2 separate regions of the Mus musculus genome follow, and region 1 is linked to region 2. The links are chromatin loops, found by intact Hi-C in ENCODE. Cell type or tissue: gastrocnemius. All regions are shown on one strand. Each heading gives the region's core, and the rest is flanking DNA. Links, peaks and the distances in the headings are about the cores only.

The links. Hi-C counts contacts between places; a loop is a spot of excess contacts. Peaks named below come from ENCODE experiments on the same cell type or tissue, not always from the same donor. Only the 100,000 strongest peaks of a DNase experiment are listed, where the experiment ranks them.
Region 1: a loop joins it to region 2, with 2.6 times the contacts of the local background. A loop is called at or near these places in 1 of 42 quality-filtered maps.

The regions. Positions count from the first base shown.
Region 1 is chr12:8,217,091-8,222,470 of GRCm38, reverse strand. Ldah (lipid droplet associated hydrolase) reads right to left here. Exons shown (of 7, transcript NM_001364261.1): 2 at 1,716-1,871. The coding sequence starts at 1,869. Among named protein-coding and RNA genes, the nearest start is that of Gm33037, 12 kb to the right of the region's middle. In gastrocnemius, for the core only: no CTCF peak of the experiment used is centred there; a DNase peak (open chromatin) is centred at 2,339.
Region 2 is chr12:8,500,608-8,505,987 of GRCm38, reverse strand. No RefSeq gene overlaps it. Among named protein-coding and RNA genes, the nearest start is that of Rhob, 3.3 kb to the right of the region's middle. In gastrocnemius, for the core only: a CTCF peak has its summit at 3,194 (motif pointing right); DNase peaks (open chromatin) are centred at 3,263 and 4,607; H3K4me3 peaks cover 1,366 bases; H3K27ac peaks cover 1,986 bases.

The sequences.
Region 1 (5,380 bases), core at 201-5,200, 280 kb after region 2:
AGAGATGGCTCAGCAGTTATGATCACTGACTGCTCTTCCAAAGGTCCCGAGTTCAAATCTCAGCAACCGAATGGTGGCTCACAACCATCCATAATTTGAAATCTGATGCCCTCTTCTGGTGTGTCTGAAGACAGCTATAGTGAACTTACATATAATAATAAATAAATCTTAAAAAAAGAGAGATGCTGAGTCCAAGACAGTGTCTTTTTCTCCTTCCATACGTTACACACACTCAGACCACCATGCCACACCCCCAACCTTACACAACTCTTGGATAGGCTGCACTATTTGCAAGATTGCTCCTCTGCACGTCTCAGGAAATAACCGAAGCACTTCACCAACAGTGAGAGAATATCAAGAGTGCAGTGTGAGCTCTAGGAAAGGGATCTAACCTGACACAGAGTAATGAGAAATGTTGACCAATACCTAGCACACGCTGGTCAGCACAAACTGGACTTAGATATTAAGGGAGGGAAAGAAGTTAGGAGTGGATGGGGAGGTGAGAGAGATCTGGGAGGAGAATATGATCAAAACACATTATATAAAATTCTCAAAGAACTAATAAAACTATCATGTTTTAAAAGATAGTGTTTGACTTAAACCTTGCGTTTGAGTCCTGGGACCCATGTGGTGAAAGGAAAGAACTGATTCTTCCATGTTGTCTTCCAACCTCCACGTTAGCAGCATGTACTGACCCCGCCCACCCCAATATACCACAAGAATAAAAGGACGTGTGAACTAATGCCAGGAGCATATAGCATAAGTGTTTCTGAGGATCTGTCAGAACAAAGCTAATTTTAAAGATCAGTTTAATGAGGTTTCTTTCTTCTCTCAATAAGATAACACTATGAAGGCAAACGAAGAAACTGAAAAAAGTACCTTGGATAAGAAAATAGCGAGCAAGGACGAGGCCTAGATGTGAAGGCATTCTATGAACAGGGAAATACACTGAGCTAACTGCAAGGAGGCAGAGGACACAGACAGACTCAGCTGCAGAACAATCTGTTTTATGTAGAAACATCCCTGAAGACCAGGAGGGCAACAACAGCCTTACTGATCCCATGAATGGAACTTAAGGAACCACCCAACTCGAAAGCAAAGAGAACACAGGGCTTCCAGCTCAAAAGATTATCAGCAAAAAAAAGCATGCAAAAGGGCAGGGCTGTCTGTATAATCTTAGAGGAAAAGACAATTTGATCAGTTTCATGATGATGAAAATAGCTGTACAGCCACATAAATATGGAAAATAAGGTAAAATACAGCTCAAAGGGGTCTTGCCACGGTGACAGGAAGAACACAAGGCCAAAGCTTCATGCTTGCAACCAACCAGACATCTCTGACCGTGACAGAGCAAAGTCATAGACAACCCAGATGAAAATCCGAGAACAACAACTCCACCTAAGGGCATAAGCATCTTTAAAAAGGTGGAAAGAAGTTATTTAAAGCTTTAGCTTCTATAAAGCTGTAAATATTAAAAAAAAAAAAACATTTACAAGGCAAATTACAAAACTATGTATGTGGTACCAACCATAAGACAAGGTTTCTCTATACAATAACTAATATAGAAGATACAAATGTAAAGAAAACTAAAAACACACACCCAGAGTAGTAACCGTGACCATCATTCGTAGTGGTAATTTTATTTGTGATTCTCCAGTTTACCGGCAGTCACTCTGGAACCAGAGGTTTTGAGAACCTGTGACTTTTCGACTTACCGGGAATGATGAAGATAAGCTGTTTTGGCTTGCTGACGTCTTGTTTCTCAAAGAGGTTAGTCCAGGGCCCACATTTTATGATCTTGGTTTCAACTCCACCACAGAGAAAGAACTCCTCACGCACAGGGATTTGTTCCTCGACTTCTGAGGCCATCTCTAAATAAAAGGTGGAAAGGGTGAGAAACAAAGTACAGAGCCAGCAGCTGGCAGGTGTGGTGCTGCACAGCTGCAGTCTCAGCACTCGAAGACATGAGTTCAAGGTTAGCTTCCTCAGCTACATACGGTTTGAGGCTAGTGTGGATTACAGGAGACCCTTTCTCAAACCTCCCATCCCCACAAAAGGCAGTAAAACAGAAAACCATGAGCCAAAGACAGTATTGGAGAATAAAAAGGGGGGAAGCTTAAAAAACCACGTAGAAGAAAATGCCACAGGGCATGTGTCAAAGATACAGGACTATTCGGCTATCTACATTAAAGGACTGAAAGACAAATAAGGGGATTCCCACAAAACAGGCAGTCACATGGTCAGAAAGGAGCAGAAATCAGAGCCAGATCAGCATGCTCCCCTCTCTGTCTCCAGTTGGGAGTGACAGTTCCCTTGGATGACATCCACCTCCCTAGTCTGCAGGTCTCTGATGGCCCGGTGCCTCACCTGACACAGGCCCTTTACCTCCACCTGGCCAAGGTTGGTGAAAGGCTCAGCTCTCCCAGGATGGAAGGCCACTGAGCTCAGTCTAGTCATCTTCTTCTTTAAAACTTCTGTAAGCACACTGTTTTGTGTCACGGAAACACTACGTCACTGAATTATGAAAGAGGTAGGCAGACAATGCCTAGGACATGAGGCAGCAGGCATAAATAATTCTCTAGATAACTTCATACAGACAAACTGGTGATCCTGAACTCTATGTAATCCCTCCAGTGCCTTCTTTGTTCCATCTGCGGGCACTGAGTCTTTTTAAAAATTATTATTTTTACTTATTCACTTTACATCCTGGGCACTGCCCCCCTCCTGGTCACCCCTCCCACTCCCTCCCTCTCCCTCTTCTCTGAGCTGGTCATCCCCCCACCCCCACCCCTGGCCCATCAAGTTTCCACGAGGCTAGGTGCATCCTCTCCCACTGAGGCCAGACAAGGCTATCCCTGAGGCCATCTCTGTCTCGCTTGCAGACAGCAGGGCACTGTCTTAACATTTCAAAACTCTATCTTCTAACCTAGTGGCTCTCAACCTTCCTAATGCTGCGACCTCACGCTGTGGGGACCCCAACCATAACATTATCTCGATGCTACTTCATAACTGTCATTTTGCTCCTGTTGTGAATCGTAATGTAAATATCTGATATGCTGCCCCTGTGGAAGACTGGGAATCACTGTTCTAGGCCCTCCACACCAACCTGCCCCTCAATCTAACCTGTCCTTCCCATAGTGCCACAGCTCTTCTGTCCCTTCACTCTGCTCACAATTCTGTCCCTCAGTTACTTCGGGAATGCTTTCCCTTCCGCTGTCAATGACCAACTGACTGCCTCCCACCCCCCAGGTCTAGCCCCACTCTCATCCTGGCATTCACAGCTCCGACCCAGGCTTCTAAAATGCTTTTCTTTTGTGAGGGGAGGCCAAGGTGAGCTCTTGGAGGAGCAGATTGGAGAGTTTCAATGGTGGCTTCCTTGCAGGCTCTGCCAGCGTGTGCTTCTCCCCCTGTGCTGTTAGCTGTGAAATCCCCCAACTGCGGCTGCTTTCCAACTGGAGGAAACTTTGTCAGCAAAAGATCCATAGCAATCTCTGGAGCTTTTCCACTGGTGGAACTAAGAAGAACTCCTGGAATGGAGTGACTGGAGGGCAAGGATGCTGCTAAGCATCGAGGCCCCACAATAAAGTTTCAAAAGGTAAAGGATGCCCAGAGTGGAAAACACTGCTCCAGGTTGCTGCAGAGGGAGATCTCTTCAATTTCCAATTCCACTGACACTTAATGTGTGCTCTAATTTCCTCTGAACTTACCTATGGGACTCAATTCACCTGTATGAGGAGACCCCTACACATACCACATCTCTGGGCCTCAGACCTGCAGCAGTGTCCCGCCTCCCTCTGTGCACCCTCCTCCCAGTCTTGGTTCACAGTGACTGGACACTAGCTTTGGCCTGTGCAAACCAGCACACCTCTCTGTCACGTACTAGGGCTGCAAGCATACCACCAATGAGCTCTGAACTTCAAGTCTATCCTTCTTTACATAGTTTTCTCCAGGTCTAGGGTAATCGCTTTAGAGTCCCTTTTACATAGTAATGTTGTGGCTTTTCTCCTACCGGAGCTTAATGGATCTTTGTGTTACACTCACCATTTGTGAATAACACAACGTGTGGCTTCTGTCTCCTGATTGAATTAGGACTCACATATCCCTCCCGAGATGCCGTAGTGTCCTCTGTCAATCTTTCCTACCTTAGACTCAGCTCAATTGTGCTTCCCACATGAAGCCTGTCAGTATCTTGCTTCATATTACCTGTTGTCATCTTTTAAAAAAAGTGTTTGGTGGTATGTGTTTGGTGTATATATACTTGCATGAAGAAGTCAGAAGGGGACACCTAATGCTTGCCCGTATAGCCTTTTTGCCTTATTTCCTTGAGAAAGTCTGTCAAGGAGCATGAAGCTCTTTCTTTGGCTAGGCTCGCCAGTCAAGAAGCTCCAGAGAGCCTCCTGTCTCTATCCCCTTATGTACTCTGTGCTCAGAGCACAGGCACTCTGGTCACACCTGACTTTTATGTGGGTGCTGGGGATTTGAACCCAGACCTTCATCCTTGTATAGTAGGCATTCTCATTTCCCAGTGAACAGTCATTTTCTCAAGTGGACACTGGTTAGGTAGTCAGCTAAGCTTAAAACTTAGTGTAAACACACTCAATGTCTTTCCCCAGACCAACCATCTTAATTAAATCAAGGCAAATGCAATGCCAGTTAGGATGCAGTGTAATGGAAAATTCCACACATCTGAAAGCCATCTGACAGCTTGGGCCAATATCTATAAAAAACAATCACTTTGCCTCAGCTTGAAGAATTGATCCTAAAACAAACAAAAATTACAAAAATATTTCTGTAAGACTGATATAAAAATGTGGTTTACAATAGCCAAAGTGCCAAGGAACCCAAGCGGTCATTCGTGGAGTTAAGCAAACTGTGATAAAGCGGTCTACAGACAGTCCATTGTACAATGTCTGGTATTTGAGAATGATAAGCTACAGTTTCTTCGGTATCCATCGAGGCAGCCTTGCTAATTGCCTTTAAGTTCTCCTTTCTCCTACATTTCTATCTCACTGCTCTAGTCTTAGGATCTGCTGTCCCTTATTTCCATTGTTTAGGTCTATGTTACTTTACTATCATTTCTGTGAATTTAGGTAGGAAGAAGAAATGAACACAAATATTCAAAATTTCATGTTTAATCAAAAGTCTTAATTGGTTTTTCTTCTGAAAACCATTCCTGATACCGAATGTGTTGACTAAGCGTCAGTCACCTTTTTACACAGACTTATTTTAGTTCACCAGTAAATGCCACTCTAGCCTCGTCTCAGGAACTACCATAGCACAGGAACTGTGTTTGTGAAGGTTTTCTGATATTTACAATGCGTCAGAAACAAAATTAGATGAGGCTTTACACAAAATGTTAACTTTGGACCTGGATCTCGAA
Region 2 (5,380 bases), core at 231-5,230:
TAAAATTAAATCTAAATCATAATATGAATATTTACATACACACCCACCACCACCACACCCACCACCAGGTAAGCAGTAAGAGAGTGTGGGAAGGAAGCTCCTGTCTCCTAGACTGCAGAGTCCCTAAGAGTATCTGAACCTGACAATGAGTTTGGGCCAAATTAAAGCAAACTCTACAGGTAAAAACAGGAGGATTCCAGACATGCTGTGACTGCCTGAGTTGGTGTCTTTAGAAACCAGGACACCACTGAATCAAACTATCATATTAAAAATGTAAAAGTTGGGTGGGGGAGGCTGGAGAGATGGCTCAGTGGTTAAGAGCACTGACTGCTCTGCCAGAGGTCCTGAGTTCAATTCCCAGCAACCACAAGGTTGCTCACAGCTATCTGTAATGAAAATCAATGCTCTCTTCTGATGTATCTGAAAATCTTTTTTTTAATGTAAAAAAGTAAAAGTAATTTATATACTGTGTCCAAATATATTTAACATTAAATTTGAATTATTTAAGAGTAGCTCCACTCTGTCCTGGGTAGTTGCCCCTTTGATATGTGACTTATGCAACAGTGGTTAACGAGCTCTGATACCACTGTGCACTGCATAGTCATGGCACATCTCCATTTGATTACTAAGTTTTTGTTGAAAATAAAATCTGTTTTTTAGATTTCACAAAATTTCCAGTAGAAAAATAGACTCACCTCCCAGTGTTTTACAAACAGTCCACGTGGCAGGACCGCTTTCCTGTTCACGTTCTCTTTTCAACTAACTTTGACTTTCTTTAAAGAACAAATAGCAAACTGAAAAAACAAAACACAAAAAAGTTTTAAAACTTTTTTTTTGGTTCACTTAATTTTTTAGGTTTTTTGCCTGCATGTGTGTCTGTGTGAAAATATTGGATCCCCTGAGACTGGTATTGCTGACAGTTGTGAGGTGTTACGTGGGTGCTGGGGGTTGGACCCTGGTCTTTTGGATGAGCAGCCAGTTTTCTTAACCACAGAGCCATCTCTCCTGCCCTTAAATAAAAAGGCATTACTTATCTACTCTTGTGTGTATGTGTGTGTGTGCGTGCGTGCGTGCGTGTGCGTGTGTGCACCACTGGCTGTCATAAGACCACTTTAGGGAGCTATCTCTCCCCTTTCATCATGTGGATCCCAGGAATTAAACATGGTTCGTACTTTTGGCCACTGAGCCATCCCATGGCCACCTGCTAAGCCTTTACAGAAAGAGTTCCGTGTCCCAGGCCATGAAGTTGCTCTGTGGCCAAGAATGACCTCAACAATGGCGACCGGTCTGCTCTCTGCTCTCTGCTCTCACTGCCCTCCCCAGTCCTAGAATTACACATGTGCACCACCATGTCCAGTTTACTTGGTTCTGGGGCTCAAACTCAGGGCTTCTGGCGAGCTAGGCAAGCACTCTACCAACTGTGTATATACCTCTGACCTTCTAACACCTGTCTTAAATATTTTAGTTAAAATTAAACACCAGAAATTTAATTCCTTCATGGTATGAGGAACAGACACTCCAAGTACCTATAGCCACCCGTGGTTGGAGGCTGCAGCACAGCTTTGGAGCAGCCCACAGCCCTTTAGCTCTTTCCTCAGATTCTGGGTTAGGCAGGGAGAGAGGTCAGACCAAAAGGCCATTGTCCAAGTTCCCAGGTTTAATAGTCTAACTGTGTTGATTCTCTGAGGAGTTCACTAATCTCTTTTGAAACCCCCAAGTCAAACTAGGTCTCAAGTAAAGAGACAGAGAAGCTGGAGGGCAACACACACACACACACACACACACACACACACACACACACACACACACACACACGTGCGCGCGCACGCACACTAAATGTAAAAAAAAAATCACAAAGAATCTTCTTGTGAAGTGTTTTTTAGAGTTTTATATCTTGTAACCAATTTTCTTTCTATCTTTCTTTCTTTCTTCCTTCCTTTCTTATTTATTTATTTATTTGTATTTATTTCATTTACATTTCCAATGCTATCCCAAAAGTCCCCACAGGCACCCCCCCCACTCCCCCACCCACCCACTCCTTGGCCCTGGCATTCCCCTGTACTGAGTCATATAAAGTTTGCAATGGACCTCTCTTTCCACTGATGGCCGACTAGGCCATCTTCTGATTCATATTCAGCTAGACACACGAGCTCCAGGGGGGTACTGGTTAGTTCATATTGTTGTTCCACCTATAGGGTTGCAGTTCCCTTTAGCTCCTTGGATACTTTCTCTAGCTCCTCCATTGGGGGCCCTGTGGTCCATTCAATAGCTGACTGTGAGCATCCACTTCTGTGTTTGCTAGGCCCGGCATAGTCTCACAAAAGACAGCTATATCTGGGTTCTTTCAGCAAAATCTTGATAGTGTCTGCAATGGTGTTAGTGTTTGGAAGCTGATTATGGGATGGATCCCCGGATATGGTAGTCTCTAGATGGTCCATCCTTTTGTCTCAGCTCCAAACTTTGTCTCTGTAACTCCTTCCATGGGTGTTTTGTTCCCAATTCTAAGAAGGGGCAAAGTGTCCACACTTTGGTCTTCGTTCTTCTTGAGTTTCATGCGTATAGCAAATTGTATCTTATATCTTGGGTATTCTAAGTTTCTGGGCTAATATCCACTTATCAGTGAGTACATATTGTGTGAGTTCTTTTGTGATTGGGTTACCTCACTCAGGATGATGCCCTCCAGGTCCATCCATTTGGCTAGGAATTTCATAAATTCATTCTTTTTTTTTTAAAGGTTTATTTATTGATTATATGTAAGTACATTGTAGCTGTCTTCAGACACTCCAGAAGAGGGAGTCAGATCTCGTTACGGATGGTTGTGAGCCACCATGTGGTTGCTGGGATTTGAACTCCGGACCTTTGGAAGAGCAGTCGGGTGCTCTTACCCACTGAGCCATCTCACCAGCCCCAAATTCATTCTTTTTAATAGCTGAGTAGTACTCCATTGTGTAAATGTACCACATTTTCTGTATCCATTCCTCTGTTGAGGGGCATCTGGGTTCTTTCCAGCTTCTGGCTATTATAAATAAGGCTGCTATGAACATAGTGGAGCATGTGTCCTTCTTACCGGTTGGTTGAAACATCTTCTGGATATATGCCCAGGAGAGGTATTGCTGTAACCGATTGTAAAATAAAAATATTCACAAATGCCAATTTCAAGTGCTTTTTTCATATTTTTTAAAAGAAAAAAGTTATGAATACTGCCACAAGGTGGCGCTAAAATCTAGTGAAAAATTCCAGTGTCTGGTCTGATCTAGTAGGGTGTGATTTACAGCCGCCCCTGGGGGAGGGAGGTGCAGTAACAACAACAAAACCCACAAAACAAACAAAGGGCAGATAAATTAGGTTGCAGACTAGAAATAGATCGGTTTGAAAGGTAAGTATGACTTTGTTCTCCTTCATACACTGAATTTTTTTTTTTTTTTTTTTGGTTTTTCGAGACAGGGTTTCTCTGTATAGTCTTGGCTGTCCTGGAACTCACTCTGTAGACCAGGCTGGCTTTGAACTCAGAAATCCACCTGTCTCTGCCTCCCAAGTGCTGGGATTAAAGGCGTGCGCCACCACCGCCCGGCTTCATGCACTGAATGTTAATAACTCTTGGAGAATTAAATCTAGTCATTGCCTTGCAGTGACAGTGCACTTTGAAGGGTGTGGGGCCTGACAAGGGGATACTATAAAACTCATCAGCAAGTTTGGAAAAGTTAATGCTATAAGCAGTGAGCTAGGTCTTTGAGGCCGCCAGTCCTGTTTTGAGAGAACGCCGTTTCGATTCTTCTCCTTCTTTACTTCGGCATAACTTGCCCACTTTGTATTTTTAGCAATTACTTCGATATAGAGATTTGAGCTTGGAACACCCCGTATGATACGTCTGGAAATCAGGAAGCCGGTGGCCGTAATCCTGCTTCCTGGTTCTTTGTATTTAAGTCTTTGAAAGAAGCACACGGGACAAAGCTCTGGTTTATATTTTCTTAATATTTAAAGCTGAAGGACATAGCCAAGATTCCCAAGCTATATTAAGACCACGGAGAGCAGAGCTAATAACACAGCAATCAAAAGGTTTAACTACGAGGAGAAAAATATGTGTAGATAAGATTTTTCCCCTAAAAGGCATGTGTGGGGTGTGTGTGTGCGTGTGTGTGTGTGTGTGTGTGTGTGTGTGCAAAGTGACTTCCTCAACCAATGACAAACCAAACCATGTGACAGTTCCTTAGGTCTGAAAAACTAAAGCAGAGAAAAACAGAGACTGGGCCCTGCAGTGGGGATAATCCAGAATGCAGGGAACACAGCTCTCCCCCACTGATGGAACACTATGGCTTGATCATATCTGTCCAGATACACAGAAACTGTAACATGGGGATTATATGTGAAAACATTGGCTGCTTGTGTTTGGTCTGATTATAGCAGGATCTGATGTTAAGAACTAAAAAGTTCCACTTTTGAAAAACTGGGTTAGCTCCCAAAGTCATTTACCCCTCCCCGTTGTTTTCTCTCTCTGTCTCATTTGGTTGCCCAGACTGCCTAGACTTGGAAGGCCAACCCCTGTGCGTCCTGTGTGGCTGGGTCTACAGGTGGGCAGGCCTACCACTGCACGGACCATTTTTACTGCTTCTTTAGGGCCCAGCATAGTGCTAGGTCTTCATGATGCTCAGGTGGGAGGAAATCCTGGCCCTCGGACAACTCACAGTCCAGAGAGAGAGACAAAGAAATGGGTCATAAGGTCATCATGACATGGTCACTGAGAAAGCTTTCTCTTAGCTGGTACCCCTAGCCTAGCCCTCCATGAGGACCCCACGCAGCAATGTTAAGCCATTTCCCCACTTTCTTTCCTCCTTTTTCTTTGTTCAGTTTCTCTTGGGGGCGGGGTAAGGCCCTCTTTGACGCCCTTTGCAGCTTTCTGTCTTTCCTATTTCTTACAGTGGACTGGCTTAAATCCTTTAAGATAGGAAGAGGTGTCATCTCCTGCAGGAAGTGGTAATTCACGAGTTAAGACCTGGTGTGTATGAAGAAACTCCATCCTCTGTACAGAAACCGTGTGCCCACCGGCAAGTTCCCTGCGAGGCCGCATGCCTGCTTTCCCAGCTTGAAGCTTTTCATCTGCTCCATGAGAGTTGTTGGGATAGATGGGTTTCCTTGCACAGTGTACTTCAAGCAGTTCTCTGGCTTTAGGGCGAGAATCAGATGTAATGTGGTAGGACTGGGTGAAGGTTGCCTGCCCAAGCTGGGTGCTTTCTTTTTCAGCGGAGTGCCCTGCACCTCGCTTTCCTTTGTCCTACAGCTGTGTGTCTCCTAGATTCCTCCCCTTATCTTCTTCACCCGGAGACCTAAGTGTGGGCCTTGAAGAGAAAGCCGAGAGGGGACTCACCCAGGCCCACACAATTTA